4 separate regions of the Homo sapiens genome follow, and all the other regions are linked to region 1. A link is a contact called in ENCODE Hi-C or POLR2A ChIA-PET data. All regions are on one chromosome and are shown on one strand. The core of a region is the stretch at or near the end of the contact, and the rest is flanking DNA. Distances in the headings are between cores, read along the strand shown.

What was found. A loop is a pair of places that touch in the nucleus more often than their neighbours do. ChIA-PET counts read pairs that join two places held with the same protein, here RNA polymerase II (POLR2A). Pooled maps may share reads with other maps.
Region 2: a map of B cell shows a loop between it and region 1 (6-fold over the local background). The contact joins the promoter of TAB1 here to the promoter of CBX7 in region 1. A Hi-C loop is called at or near these places in 2 of 168 maps with a recorded cell type or tissue (B cell and MCF 10A) and 13 of 50 pooled maps. POLR2A ChIA-PET finds 5 or more read pairs at or near these places in 2 of 52 experiments (GM10248 and H1).
Region 3: a pooled map shows a loop between it and region 1 (2.1-fold over the local background). The contact joins the enhancer-like site here to the promoter of CBX7 in region 1. A Hi-C loop is called at or near these places in 1 of 50 pooled maps. POLR2A ChIA-PET finds 5 or more read pairs at or near these places in 6 of 52 experiments (HEK293, IMR-90, PC-9 and 3 more).
Region 4: a loop to region 1 is called in a pooled map, with 5 times the contacts of the local background. The contact joins the promoter of APOBEC3C here to the promoter of CBX7 in region 1. A Hi-C loop is called at or near these places in 1 of 168 maps with a recorded cell type or tissue (natural killer cell), 9 of 37 single-sample maps with no recorded cell type and 10 of 50 pooled maps. POLR2A ChIA-PET finds 5 or more read pairs at or near these places in 15 of 52 experiments (CD4-positive, alpha-beta T cell, CD4-positive, alpha-beta memory T cell, GM12878 and 11 more).

What each region holds. Positions count from the first base shown.
Region 1 is chr22:39,150,955-39,154,256 of GRCh38, forward strand. CBX7 (chromobox 7) reads right to left here and starts at 1,726. Exons shown (of 6, transcript NM_175709.5): 1 at 1,422-1,726. The coding sequence starts at 1,490. RefSeq lists an enhancer at 1,304-1,885 and silencers at 1,343-1,392, 1,463-2,032.
Region 2 is chr22:39,398,165-39,401,466 of GRCh38, forward strand. TAB1 (TGF-beta activated kinase 1 (MAP3K7) binding protein 1) reads left to right here and starts at 1,616. Exons shown (of 11, transcript NM_006116.3): 1 at 1,616-1,671. The coding sequence starts at 1,639. RefSeq lists an enhancer at 1,555-1,674 and a silencer at 1,835-1,974.
Region 3 is chr22:39,285,496-39,288,797 of GRCh38, forward strand. No RefSeq gene overlaps it. Among named protein-coding and RNA genes, the nearest start is that of SNORD83B, 27 kb to the right of the region's middle. Within about 2 kb of position 1,761, at least 4 of the 41 ENCODE cell types and tissues checked have a DNase peak (open chromatin) inside an H3K27ac peak, as active enhancers do.
Region 4 is chr22:39,012,451-39,015,752 of GRCh38, forward strand. APOBEC3C (apolipoprotein B mRNA editing enzyme catalytic subunit 3C) reads left to right here and starts at 1,807. Exons shown (of 4, transcript NM_014508.3): 1 at 1,807-1,929; 2 at 3,145-3,301. The coding sequence starts at 1,913. RefSeq lists enhancers at 1,019-1,637, 1,614-1,908, 1,638-2,255, 1,828-1,937 and a silencer at 2,048-2,097.

The DNA of each region.
Region 1 (3,302 bases), core at 476-2,975:
TCTGTATCTCCTCATTCACTGTGTGCCGCCTCTGCAGAATGCCAGCTCCCTGAGGGAAGGGGTGGATCCCTGGGGCTTAGACTGGTGCCTGGTACCTGACCAACCCTCAATAAATATTTTGAGTGACTGGCCGAAGGAATGATGATCTCGCCCTCTTGTGCTACCCTGCGGGCTCCATCGTAGAGGGAGTTAGTGCTGTGCCTGCTTCAGGCTACACAGCACGAAAAGCACTGAGCTTTGTGGAATAAATCAATTCTCTTTTAAGTGGAGAAAACCCTAGGAAAAAGGAGAAGGAGGAGGAACAGCTGCCTCAATCAGAAGAGTAAAACCCCAAGCACAGCTGGAGGAAGAAAAGATGCTCCTGACCACCTTGACCTTCACCCTTGGCCCGAGATGCCAGGACTGAGTTTTCTCTATGGAGAAAGAAGATGGGCTGCCAATCAGCCCAGTTGAGCTCCTGCTCTACCTCCCTATCTAACTTGCTCGGTGACCTTGAGCAGGTCACTTCCTCTGCCTGGGCCTCAGTTTTTGTCTCTGTTAAATGGGAGGAGGTGACCCCCTAAGGCCCCTCCCAGTCGGCCTGGAGCCTCCCAAAGGGCTGCAGGGAGGAGGAGACAAAGGAAGGACAGTAGTGCGTACCAGGAAAGGAACTTCTCCCCAAGGATTTCCCCAGCCTTAGGCGAGCCCCCTCGCCAAACAAGTGCACGGGAGGTGTAGACGCCAGGCCCGGACAAAGTCTAGCCCCAAAGTGTGGGGTTCTGAAACCAGCAGAACAGACACCTCCTTAAATTGCAGGGTGTATGTTTTGAAGAAGGCAGATGGGGTAGGAGACTAGGGGATGCCCCAGCGCAGGGGGCGGGCTTCAGAGCCCTGGCCTGGGCTAGGAGTTGAGGTGGGGGTGGGGGCGGGGAATAGGGATGTGCTCGGGTGGCGTAGAGGGGGCAGGATCGGAAAAGGCCAAAGTCCAGCAGGAAAAACTTCAGAGGCCGGAGGAGACTTTTCCAAAGCTCCACTTACAACTTGAAAGGATTTGGTGCCAAGCGTCCAGAGTCCCGAGTTCAAAACCCAGCTCTGACCATAACGCGCTAGGCAAGTCCTTTCAACTTGGGCCTCAGTCTCCCCATATTTACAATAAAAGGGGAGCGAGGTGGGATGGCGCTGAGGATCCCTACGTCCGATCCTAATCTCCAGCTCAGGCAGGCTCGGCCGCCACTAGCATCCTGGAGCGACAACTTTTGTTCTACTCGCCCTACACGGTGGCAGGGAAACTGAGGCACGGGCTGGGGAGACGGGCCCAGCAGCGCAGGGCTGCCGGGGCCCCCGCGCCCCGCTTTCCCCTTCAGCCCCAGCGTGGAGGGAGCGGTGCTGGGGACGGGAGGGACCCCACTGGGGTCCTGGGAGCCGCCCCCGGGCAGCCTCACCTTCCGCACGCGCTTCTTCCGGATGCTCTCCACGGCGAACACCTGCTCGCCGATGGCTGACAGCTCCATGCGGGGCGGCGGGCGAGCGGGCCCGGGGCCGGGCCGGGCCGGGGGCGGAGCTGCGGGGCCGCGGCTGCGGCGCGCGATGCTGGGGCTGGCGGGGTCCCCGTCACCCTCGTCCGGGCGCGCACGCGCACGCGCACGCGCGCACACCCCCTCGCGCTCCCTCACGCCGCCGACGTTCCATTTTTGAACCTGCGCAACGTTTTCCTCGGCGCCAGCGAGCGAGCGCGCGCAAGGAGGGGGCGGGGCGGGAGCGCGCGGAACGGCCGCGGGCTCGGCTCGCGCCCTGAGGGTCAGCTCCGCCCCCGAGCCCCGCCCCCATCGGAACCCCGCCCCCGGGGCCCGCCCCCGCGGGTTGCGATTGGGCCGCGGGCCGCGAGCCGCGAGCGCTGCCGTGGGACTTATTTGGCTCGGTCACCGGCTGGGGCGGGGCGGAGGCTCGCGCGCCCCGTCTTGCTGTGACGCCGGGGCGGGACGTGATCCTTAATACCCAGGCGGGCGCCTCATAGCCTCCCGGTGACTGCCAGGGGCCGAAGTGGCAGGGCCCAGTGGAGCCGACGACAAAGTCAAGGCTCAGAGCGGGGAGGCCATTTGCTCACCTCCCGCAGCGGAGGAGACTGGGCCCGAGGCGCAGCCCCTCGAGTTGCAGGAGAGCCGGGACCCAAAAGGCTTCCCACCGTGTCCGGACGTCGCAGGGCCGAGGTCTCCCTAATCCGGCCTTCTCCGCGGCGCAGTTTGGCCAGTGTCTCCACGTCCGTCCACCCACCCCTCCATCCGCCCTTCCATTTGTCCATCCACCCGACCCTCGGTGGTCGGTGCCCAGACGCACGGGTCAGACGCGGGCGCTGCCTCGAGGGCTCCCGGGCCGGGCCCTCGTTCGCGGCAGGAGCGGCCGCGGTGGAGCTGAGGTCCCCCGGGGACGGATTTTGCCGCCGCGCTGCCCCAGCCTTCCCCAAACCCGCGTGTACTGGGCGCTAGGTGCTTAGTGGGGGCTCAACCATTTGTGGCACGAGACGAACTCTTGATTCCCCACCCCCCTTCCTTTTTCGCTAACGCGCCTCCATTCCTCACTGGGAGCCCGGCGTCGTCCCTGCTCCTTCCTGTACTGACCCCAACTTCTGTCGCTCCGGCATCCCCTCGGGGACTCGGGTCTGCCTGCCCTCACCGCACCCACCTCCCAGGTTCGCCCCGTCTTTTCTCTGGACCACAGCAGAGACCTCGCGGAGCTGCCCTCCCTCCGATCTCAGCCACACAGTGCCAGAGTGTGCTTCTAAAATGCAGATCTGACGGGGTCACCCTGTGCTTAAAAATTTTCCTCCCTATTTCCCTCACAATAAAATCCAACACCTCTTTCTGGCACATAGAAAAAGAGAATAATAGATTCACACCTGACTTTTCATCAAGAGCAACAAAGCCAGAGAGAAAATAACCATCATCTTAGAATTATATATTCAGTGAAAATGTATTTCAAGAATTATGTACCCAGTATGAGGCACATGTATCCAGAACGTAGGTGAAATCATAGCACTTACAAATACAAAAACTTAAGAGTTTGCCACTGGTAGACCCTCCGGAGGGAGATTCCAAAGCTGGAACTTCAGGCAGGAAAAAGATGATCCCAGACGGAGGTCTGATGCAACTGGGAATAAAGAAAAATGAAGAACAGCGATAGTGTGAAACAATAACAATGACTTCTGGATAAAAACAGATTTAAAATACACAACAGTGATGGCATTTACTTGGGTGAATGGAGTTAAAGTGTTCTAAGATCCTTATATTCTTCAGGAGGAAGGTGAAGATAGATACCAAATACACTTT
Region 2 (3,302 bases), core at 366-2,865, 250 kb after region 1:
CTAAAAATACAAAATTAGCCAGACGTGGTGGCGCATGCCTGTAATCCCAGCTACTTGGGAGGTTGAGGCAGGAGAATCGCTTGAACCTGGGAGTCAAACATCTCTCTACCAATGGGACCCTGTCAATGGCTTGCTTAGAAGGCAACAACTTCCCTCTGTCCTCCAGATGAATAAACTCCTGCCTGGGGCCCACTTGGTCAGAGCCTGTCCCTACAACCCCTTCATCTCTCTCCTCCAACTCTGTGCAAGCCACAGTGGGCTCCCGTGACAAGTGTGCTTTTTTTTTTTTTTTTTTTAAGACAGAGTCTCACTCTGTTGCCCAGGTTGGAGTGCAGTGGAGTGATCTCAGCTCACTCACTGCAACCTCCACCTCCCAGGTTCGTGATTCTCCTGCTTCAGCCTCCCAAGTAGCTGGGATTACAGGCGTGCACCACCATGCCTGGCTAATTTTTTGTAGTTTTAGTAGAGATGGGGTTTCACCATGTTGGCTGGACTGATCTCGAACTCCTGACCTCAGGTGATCCACCGGCCTCGGCCTCCCAAAGTGCTGGGATTACAGGCATGAGCCACCGCGCCTGCCCCCGGCAGAATGTCTTATATACATAAATGTTGTCCTCTCCAATTAAAATGTTAACATTTTAGGTTGGGCGGGGTGGCTCACACTTGTAATCCCAGCACTTTGGGAGGCCCAGGCAGAAGAATCGTTTTAGGCCAGGAGTTTGAGACCAGCCTGGCCAACATAGCGGTACTCCGTCTCTACAAAAAATGTAAAAGATTAGCTGGGCGTGGTGGCGGGCGCCTGTAACCCCAGCTACTCGGGAGGCTGAGGCAGGAGAATCGCTTCAACCCGGGAGGCAGAGGTTGCAGTGAGTCCAGATCACGCCACTGCATTCCAGCCTGGGCGACAGAGCAAGCCTCCGTCTCAAAAATAACATAACATAACATAACATAAAATAATAATAAAATGAAATGAAATAAAATAAAATAAAATGTTAGCTTTTTGAAGGCCTGTCCTGCTCGCTGCAGAACCCACTATAGAGCCAAGCAGGGTCACCTAGGTAGCATTTGCTGAGTGAATGAATTGTCCTCCCCTTACCAACTGTGTTCACAAAGAACCCTCAGGAGTTCAAGACCAGCCTGGCCAACATGGCGAAACCCCGTTTCTACTAAAAATACAAAAATTAGCCGGGCGTGGTGGCTCATGCCTGTAGTCCCGGCTACTCCGGAGGCTGGGGCAGGAGAGGCGGGCACCTGTAATCCCAGCTACTCGGGAAGCTGAGGAAGGAGAATCGCTTGAGGCCGGAAGGCAGAGGTTGCAGGGAGCTGTGATCGCGCCACTGCACTCCAGCCTGGGTGACAGAGTGAGACCCTATCTCAAAAAATAATAAAGATGGGCGAGGAGCAATCGGCCCCGAGGAAAAGACAAAACAAAACAACAACAACAACAACAACAACAAAACGTGCAAGAGCGCGCCTGCGCACACGGTCCGCTACGACCCCCATCCCTCTTCGGGCGTGGGGTGGCGCTGGGCGCATGCTCCCCGGCAGCGCGGTCATCCTCGCCTCCTTCGGGCCGCTCTAGCCGCCCCACTCGCTGCTCTGCGGGGAGGCGGGCGCTCCCGCAGGGGTTCCTCCAAGATGGCGGCGCAGAGGAGGAGCTTGCTGCAGAGTGTGAGGAACAGGCCCGCTCTCTGGGCTTGGGGTTGGGAGCCTGGGCGGGGGTGCTGTCGGGTGCAGGAACGGCTCCTTCTCCGAGTTTGGACAGCCACCCTCTCCGTGGTGGGGTGTGTCAGCCACCTTCTCCTCTCCTCGGGCTGGCCCCCTCGTTCCCGAGGCCAGGGCGTGTGTGCGCGGCGGGCCCGGCCCCCGGGTCAAGGGCGCCGGGGCTGTGGGCTGCTGCTGCCGGGCGTCGAGGGCGGGAGCGTCCTGGAGCCAGAAGGGAACACGGCGGGCGGCAGCAGAGCTATCCGAGTCTCGAGCCCACTGCGACACCGAGCAGACGTGCAATGATAATAACAGCAGCATCCACAGTGTACCGCTTACTGCATCCCCGGCGTTGTGTTAATTGCTTTACATTTGTCAGTTTCATTTTCGTAGCAGCCCCCTGAGATAGGTGCTACTGTTATTCCTATTTGACAGACTGAGACACTGAGGTGGTCGTTTGCCTAAGGCCACACAAATGGTACGTATTGAGGCAGGATTAAAATCAGGCAGTGTGATTCCAGAAACCCCCTTAACCCCTGGGCTGTACTAAAGGAATGACCAGTGGTAGCTGTCACTGGGTTCTGGTCCTGGCTCTGACTGTGTCTCCCTCAGCCTCAGTTTCCTTCTCCTAAGGCGAGAGCGCTGAGTGGAAGAATTGTCTTCAGACTCATCCCTACCCCCGGTCTGGACCCTCATGGGTTTGGCGCTGTCTTCCAGGCCCTGCGTCCTCTGACGCGTATGTGCACATAGATGCACACACATGTTGGCACCATGGACTACTCTGACCTACCAGGGTAGGGTGCTGGCCTCCTGGGTCCTTCCTATGCATGGCACTGTTAGAATTGTCTATGGACTTGTCTGCCTCCTGTACTAGAAAGTAAACTCCGCCGGGCGCGGTGGCTCATGCCTGTAATCCCAGAACTATGGGAGGCTGAGGCGGGTGGATCACGAGGTCAGGAGATCAAGACCATCCTGGCCAACATGGTGAAACCCCGTCTTTACTAAAAATACAAAAATTAGCCGAGCGTGGTGGGGGCGCCTGTAGTCCCAACTATTCGGGAGGCTGAGGCAGGAGAATTAGCTTGAACACAGGAGGCGGAGCTTGCAGCGAGCCAAGATCGGGCCACTGCACTCCAGCCTGGAGCGACAGAGCGAGACTGTGTCTCAAAAAAAAAAAAAAAAAAAAAACGAAAGTAAACTCCTTGAGGACAGGGACCTGTGATCTCTTGTTTACCGCTGTGTCTCTATTATCTATCACCATGTGCTGGGCACTCAATAAATACATTTGTGAAAGGATGAGTAAAGGTTTGTAGCCAGGTCCAGTGCTCGCCCTTGGCGTCACAGAGGTGAGTAGACATTGGCTCAGGGATAACCTGGAACCAGAGCCTTGAAATTATTCTCCCAGGAGCACAGTTCCCAGGCCTCCCCAGTGGGGATTGCTGTCTTCCCCTCCACACCTTTACTACTCCTTTATTTTATTACTGCTGGGCACGTCTGTCTTGTTACCGAGTTGGCATTGATTTTAGACGGCTGGCCCTCTGCTTTGTAAGTTCCCAGAGGGCAAGGTCCCTGTATAACTGTCCCCACTCTAGTTAGCA
Region 3 (3,302 bases), core at 511-3,010, 130 kb after region 1:
AAGTCAGCCTAGTGCAGACCATAGACCACCCCACCCACCCCTGCTCATTTCCTTTACATTTTTTTCTTTCTTTCTTTTTTTTTTTTTTTTTTTTTTTGAGACAGTCTCACACTGTTGTCCGAGCTGGAGTGCAGTGGCACTATCTCGGCTCATTGCAACCTCTGCCTTCCAGGTTCAAGTGATTCTCCTGCCTTAGCCTCCCCAGTAGCTGGGATTACAGGTGTCCACCACCAAACCCGGCTAATTTTTTTTTTTTTTTTTTTTTTTGTATTTTTAGTAGAGATGGGATTTCACTATGTTGGCCAGGCTGGTCTTGAACTCCTGACCTTGTGATCTGCCCACCTCGGCCTCCCAAAATGCTGTAATTACAGGCGTGAGCTGCCGTACCTGGCTTTTTTCTTTTCTTTTCCTTTTCTTTCCTTTTTTCTTTCTTTCTTTCTTTTTTTCTCTCTCTCTCTTTCTTTCTTCTTCTTTCTTTCTTCTTTCTTTTTTTTTGAGATGGTCTCACTCTGTCACCCAAGCTGGAGGGCAGAGGCACAATCTTGGCTCATGGCAGCCTCAACCACCCCAGCTCAAGCAATCCTCCTACCTCAGCCTCCCCAGTAGCTGGAACCATAGACATGCACCACCACACCCAGCTAATTTCTTTTTTCACGTATTTTTTGTAGAGACGGAGTTTAACCATGTTCTCCAGGCTGGTCTTGAACTCCTGGTCTCAAGGGATCCACCTGCCTCGGCCTCCCAAAGTGCTGGGATTACAGGCTCTGTTCACATTTTTGTGTGTGTGTGCCAAGCACAGAGGGGCCACTGTGTGCAGCTACAGAGGCCCAGCTGGCCTGGCACCTCGGCTGGAAAGGGGCAGCCTCTGGGTAGAAGAGCTGGGTGCCCAGGTGGGGAAGGCATTTCACTCACCCCCTGCCAGAGCTCCCTTGGAGCCCCAGAGTTCCAGGCTCCTGGGTCCTATCTCCTCTGCTTTCTCCAAGCCCATTCCAGGGAAACAGAAACCCAGACAGGGCTTGGAAGATGTCACTCCTGGGTCCTGAAGTGAGACCCCAGAATAGATGTTCTCCTGAGGTCCCCTCTCCTGAAGTTTTATAATTCTGGGGTTGGAAGTGTCCCATGCTGTAAAATCCAAAAGTCTGTTTCCCTGCTTCTCTTTTTCTTATTTATTTATTTATTTTGAGATAGGGTCTCACTGTGTCACCAAGGCTGAATAGCAGTGGTGCAACCATGGCTCACTGCAGCTGTGAACTCCTGAGCTCAAGTGATCTTCCCACCTCGGCCTCCCAAGTAGCTGGGACTACAGGCATGCGCCACCACACCTGGCTAACTTTTGTATTTTTTATAGAGACGAGGTCTCCCTGTGTTGCCCAGACTGGCCTTAAACTCCTGGGCTCAAGCGATCCTTGCACCTTGGCCTCCCGAAGTGCAAGGATTACAGGCATGAGCCACTGCACCAAACCTTCTCTCCTTCTTAAGATTCTGAGTTTCTGTTTTGACTCTATTTGACAGCATCAGTCAAATTGCAAACGGGCTTACCCTTTGACCCAGCAATTCTCCTTCTAAGGAATCTTCCAGCCTCCAGAAGTCATCAAGCATGTGCAGAAGAGACAAGGCAAAAGTGTTCACAGTGGCTTCTTGTGTAACCAAGGAAAACTGGGAGCTGCCCCCATCTGCACCAATGGCCAGAGCAATTTATGGAACGTTTACGGAACACCGCGTCTGGTATGTGCCTATGAAACTTCTGCATTCAACAGACAAAACTTCTGCATTCAAAACACCACATTTCAAAACAAAACTTCTGCATTCAGCATGCCACAGTCATGTGTGGAGAGCAGAGAGGAACCCTGGAGGGAGGAGCTGCAGACGGAGCAGGGCCGTGGGGCAGGTGTCTACTGGTTTCCTGTAATAAATTACCATACACTTGGTGGTGGAAATAACAGGCATTTATTCTCATAGCTCTGGAGGCTAGAAGTCCAAAATCAAGGTGTCTACAGGGCCATGCTGCCTCCACAGCTCCAGGGGGCAATCTTTCAGCTTCTGGGGACTCCCGGGTTCCTTGGCCTGTGACCGCACTGTTCAATCCCTGCCTCTGACTTCACAGGGCCCTTTCCTCTCCTGAGTCTCTGTTTGCAAATCTCCCATCCCTTTCTCTTGTAAGAACACTCTAACTGGATTTAGGATCCACCCCAACCCAGGGTGACCTCATTCTGAGATCCATACTCTAATTACATCTGCAAAAATCCTTATTCCAAATAAGGTCACGTTCTGAGGTGCAGAATAGACATGAATTTTGGGGAGATCCTTTTCAACCCACAACAATGTGGAAGGCCAATGTGTCTTCTCCATCATTTGGTCCTGCTGCAAGGAGGGTGTGTTTCTGGACCTGTGTATTATTTGTGTATCATTTCATTTATGCCTAGTGTTCCATTATTGGGAATTATTTCTGTCCTCCTTCTCAAGGTCATTGCCAAGGTCTGATTGCAAAAGTTTTAAAAATTGCAACTTAAGGCATAAATGGGTTAATTTTTTTTTTTTTTTTTTTTGAGACAGGGTGTCTGTTACCCAGGCTGGAGTGCAGTGGCACAGTCATGGCTCACTGCAGCCTTGGCCTCCTGGGTTCAAATGATCCTCCCACCGCAGCCCTGCTGAGTAGCTGAAACTATAGACATTCGCCACCACACTCGGCTAATTTTCTTTAATTTATTTTTTGTAGTGATGGAGTCTCACTCTGTTGCCCAGGCTGGTCTCAAACTCCTGGGCTCAAGCGATCCTCCCTCTTCAGCCTCCCAAGTAGCTAGGATTTCAGGTATGCACCACCACGCTTGGCTAATTTTTAAAATTATTTTAGAGACAGGGTCTCACTATGTTGCCCATTCTAGTCTGGAACTCCTGGCCTCAAGCGATCCTCCCACCTCAGCCTCCCAAAGTGCTGGGATTACAGGCATGAGTCACTGTGTCTGACCTCATTTTAACTTTCAAAAAGTTCTAAAATCCCAGAAGACAAGTTGTCTTCAAAGATCCTCTGCCTCCCAGGGTCAATGACTCCAGTTTTCTGGGAGGCCCAGGGGGCCCCTCGGCAATGAGGTGGAAATCGTCAGCATGGCAGGGTGGACGCCTCTGATACCTGCCCTGCTGACCAGGCTGGAAGTTGCTGTGGCATCCTCAGGCCTCCAGATGGTGAGCCTCCCTGAGTCAATGGCGAGGTGATGGCCGACGTTCCCAGCCCAGCACTTGCTCCGGGTAGGAGCTGGGCACCTTGGAGCATGGCAGGGCTAGGGAGTGGGGGACAGTGGACTGGG
Region 4 (3,302 bases), core at 557-3,056, 140 kb before region 1:
CTTCCTCTTTCTACATAGACACAATAACAGTCTCATCTCTCTTTCTTTCCCCCACAAGAACAAACTCCCCTTAAAGGAATCTATTTAGGAAGATTATTTCAAGGATACAATGTACATTCATTCCTCCAAAATATGCTTAGATGAACTTAAATAATCAGAAAGTTGTGTGTGTATGTGTTTCACATTTTCTTGGTCCACACGGAACCCCTTGAGAGGTCCCTGTGGGCCGTGAGCCTGTTTGTAGACACTTGCTTCCACCGCTTGATGTCGCAGACATCGCAGTCCCTGATGTAGGGTCTGGCCCTATGGGGCTTAGTGGGTGTTCTCCCCGTGTGTGGAGATGAGAAATCGTAAAAAGTAAAGACACAAGACAAAGAGATAAAGCGAAAACAGCTGGGCCCGGGGGACCACTACCATCAAGACACGGAGATGGGTAGTGGCCCCAAATGGTTGCGTGCACTGTTATTTATTGCATACAAGACAAGGGGGGCAGGGTAAGGAGGGTGAGTCGTCCAAGTGATTGATAAGGTCGAGCAAGTCACGTGATCATAGGACAGGGGGCCCTTCCCTTATAGGTAGCCGAAGCAGAGAGGGAAGGCAGTATACGTCAGCGTTTTCTTCTATGCACCTATCAGAAAGATCAAAGACTTTAAGACTTTCACTATTTCTTCTACCGCTATCTTCTGAGAACTTCAAAGAGGGACCAGGAGTACAGGAGGAAAGTGGACAAGGAGCGTGACCATTGAAGCACAGCATCACAGGGAGGGGTTTAGGCCTCCGGATGGCTGCAGGCAGGCCTGGATACTATCCAGCCTCCCACAAGAAGCTGGTGGAGCTGAGCGTTCCCTGACTCCTCCAAGAAAAGGGAGACTCCCTTTCGTGGTCCGCTAAGTAACGATGCCTTCCTAGGCACTGGCGTTACCGCCTGACCAAGGAGCCCTCCAGTAGCCCTTATGCGGGTGTGACAGAGGGCTCACCTCTTGCATTCTCGGTCACTTCTCACAACAGCCCTTCAGCACCTGACCCTATACCCACCGGTTATTTCTTGGTTATATTAGTAATACAATAAAGAGTAATATTAAAAGCTAATGATTAATAATATCTACACTAATGATTGATAATGTCCATGATCATCTCTGTATCTAATTTGTATTATAACTATTCTTATTGTAAGTATATTCTTTATTATACTGAAACAGTTTGTGCCTTCAGTCTCTTGCCTCAGCACCTAGGTAATCCTCCGCCCACATCTCTGAGGGGCTGAACTGCCCCCCACCTTCTGGAAGCTGGGAGGTTGGAAGAGGGGATGCGTGCGATGGACTCAGCACACAGCTGGGAACTCGAGGCACACCTAAGCCTTCGCTTGTGCTGTGCGGAGTCCACACTTCCTTCCCCACTGGGGTCTCAAAACCTCCCCTCACTCAACAGGGTGGTGCTGCTCAAAGCTCTGGGCACACATTAGGGCTGGGGAGGGGGTGGTGGAGAGGGGGCTCCAGCCTGCCCAACCACCAGGCAACGGGGCACCTGCCCCTCTCTCAGCTGGGTCTGGACCCGCGTCCCAGGCTCAGGCTGCAATGCCTTTCTCTTTCTCTTTCTCTTCTTTTTGCAGTTCCGTTGGGTCCTGCCCAGGACAGATAAAGACAGAGCAGCCTGTCTTTATCGGAGGTTCCTCTGCCAGTAGGAGGGGCCCGGAGAAAACCAGAAAGAGGGCCAGAGCCAGAGAAACATGAAGCACCCCGGGGCCTCCCACACCAGTGCCTGAGCAGGAATGGGGAGGGGCCATGATTCACAAGGCCCTGGGAGGTCACTTTAAAGAGGGCTGCTCAACTGCAAGGACGCTGTAAGCAGGAAGAGAAGCCACAGCGCTTCAGAAAAGAGTGGGACAGGGACAAGCATATCTAAGAGGCTGAACATGAATCCACAGATCAGGTACCTCTGCACGCTTTGTCCGCCAGGCCCCTCCTGCCACTTCCTGCCAGGCGGTCCTGCTGGGCCTCAGCCCTGGCCTCCCCCTGCCCCAGCCCCACCTCTGGGCTCCCTCCCCCCTGGTTCCCCCGCTGCCCCCACTCCCAGCCAAGCTCCTTGCCCTGCTGTGTGGTCCCACGACTGCTGCTTCTGAATGGGCCACCTTCCCCACTTGCCCCAGCCCAGTCCGCCTGCTGAGACTCTCCCCCGAAAATCATGCCCGGGCTGGTGCTTCCCGCCCTGGGAGGGTGCTTCCTCTGTGTGCTTCCCACTATTCCTGGGAGCTCTGGAACTGGGAGAATTGAACCAAAGGATGATTTGAGCAATCAGGCATTTTGTTCTCAGCGCTTTGGTGCAATTTCTGTAAGATTTACTTTGTTTCAATACAAAGTCTTAGGAGAGGGTGTGGGGGAGGGAATGGTCTCTGTACCAGAAAATAAGTCACTTCTTCCAAAGATGCCTCCACTGTGAGCAGAGTAGGATGCACACGACCCCAGACACAGGCTCCTCCTCTGTGAGCACCGTTCACCTTTCAGAATGACACCTGCAACATGGAGTGTAGGAAAAAATATGATGATCAGGAGAAATGCTCTTATTTTAGGCCAGGCACGGTGGCTTATGCCTGTAATCCTAGCACTTTGGGAGGCTGAGGCGGGCGGGTCACTTGTGGTCAGGAGTTTGAGACCAGCCTGACTAACATGGTGAAACCTCGTCTCTACTGAAAATACAGAAAATTAGCCAGGGGTGCTGGCGGGCGTCTGTAATCCCAGCTACTTGGGAGGCTGAGGCAGGAGAATCCCTTGAACCCGAGGGGTGGAGGTTGCAGTGAGCTGAGATTGCAAACTCCAGCCTGGGGGACAGAGCGAGATGCCGTCTTTAAAAAAAAAAAAAAAAAAGTAGCAGAAAAACTGGGAGGTTGAGGGTGTTCCATTGGTAGCCCCAGAGCTGGGGTTCCAGCTAGGAGAGGTCACCCCGGCCCTGCTGCCCCTGCCAGCGTCCCCTCCTCTTTCTCTCTCCCCGTCTTCCTGCCTGGGAAAGCAGCAGACATTCTCAGGGCTGTGGAGGGATGGGGGAGGCCCAGAGCCCAGGGACGTCCAGGCAGCTGTGTTCAGTGGGCATCAGCCCTGAGGACTCCGGTGCGGGGGTCTCTGCATTGGGGTTTCTCTCTTGTGCCTTCAGAAACCCGATGAAGGCAATGTATCCAGGCACATTCTACTTCCAATTTAAAAACCTATGGGAAGCCAACGATCGGAACGAAACTTGGCTGTGCTTCACCGTGGAAGGTATAAAGCGCCGCTCAGTTGTCTCCTGGAAGACGGGCGTCTTCCGAAACCAGG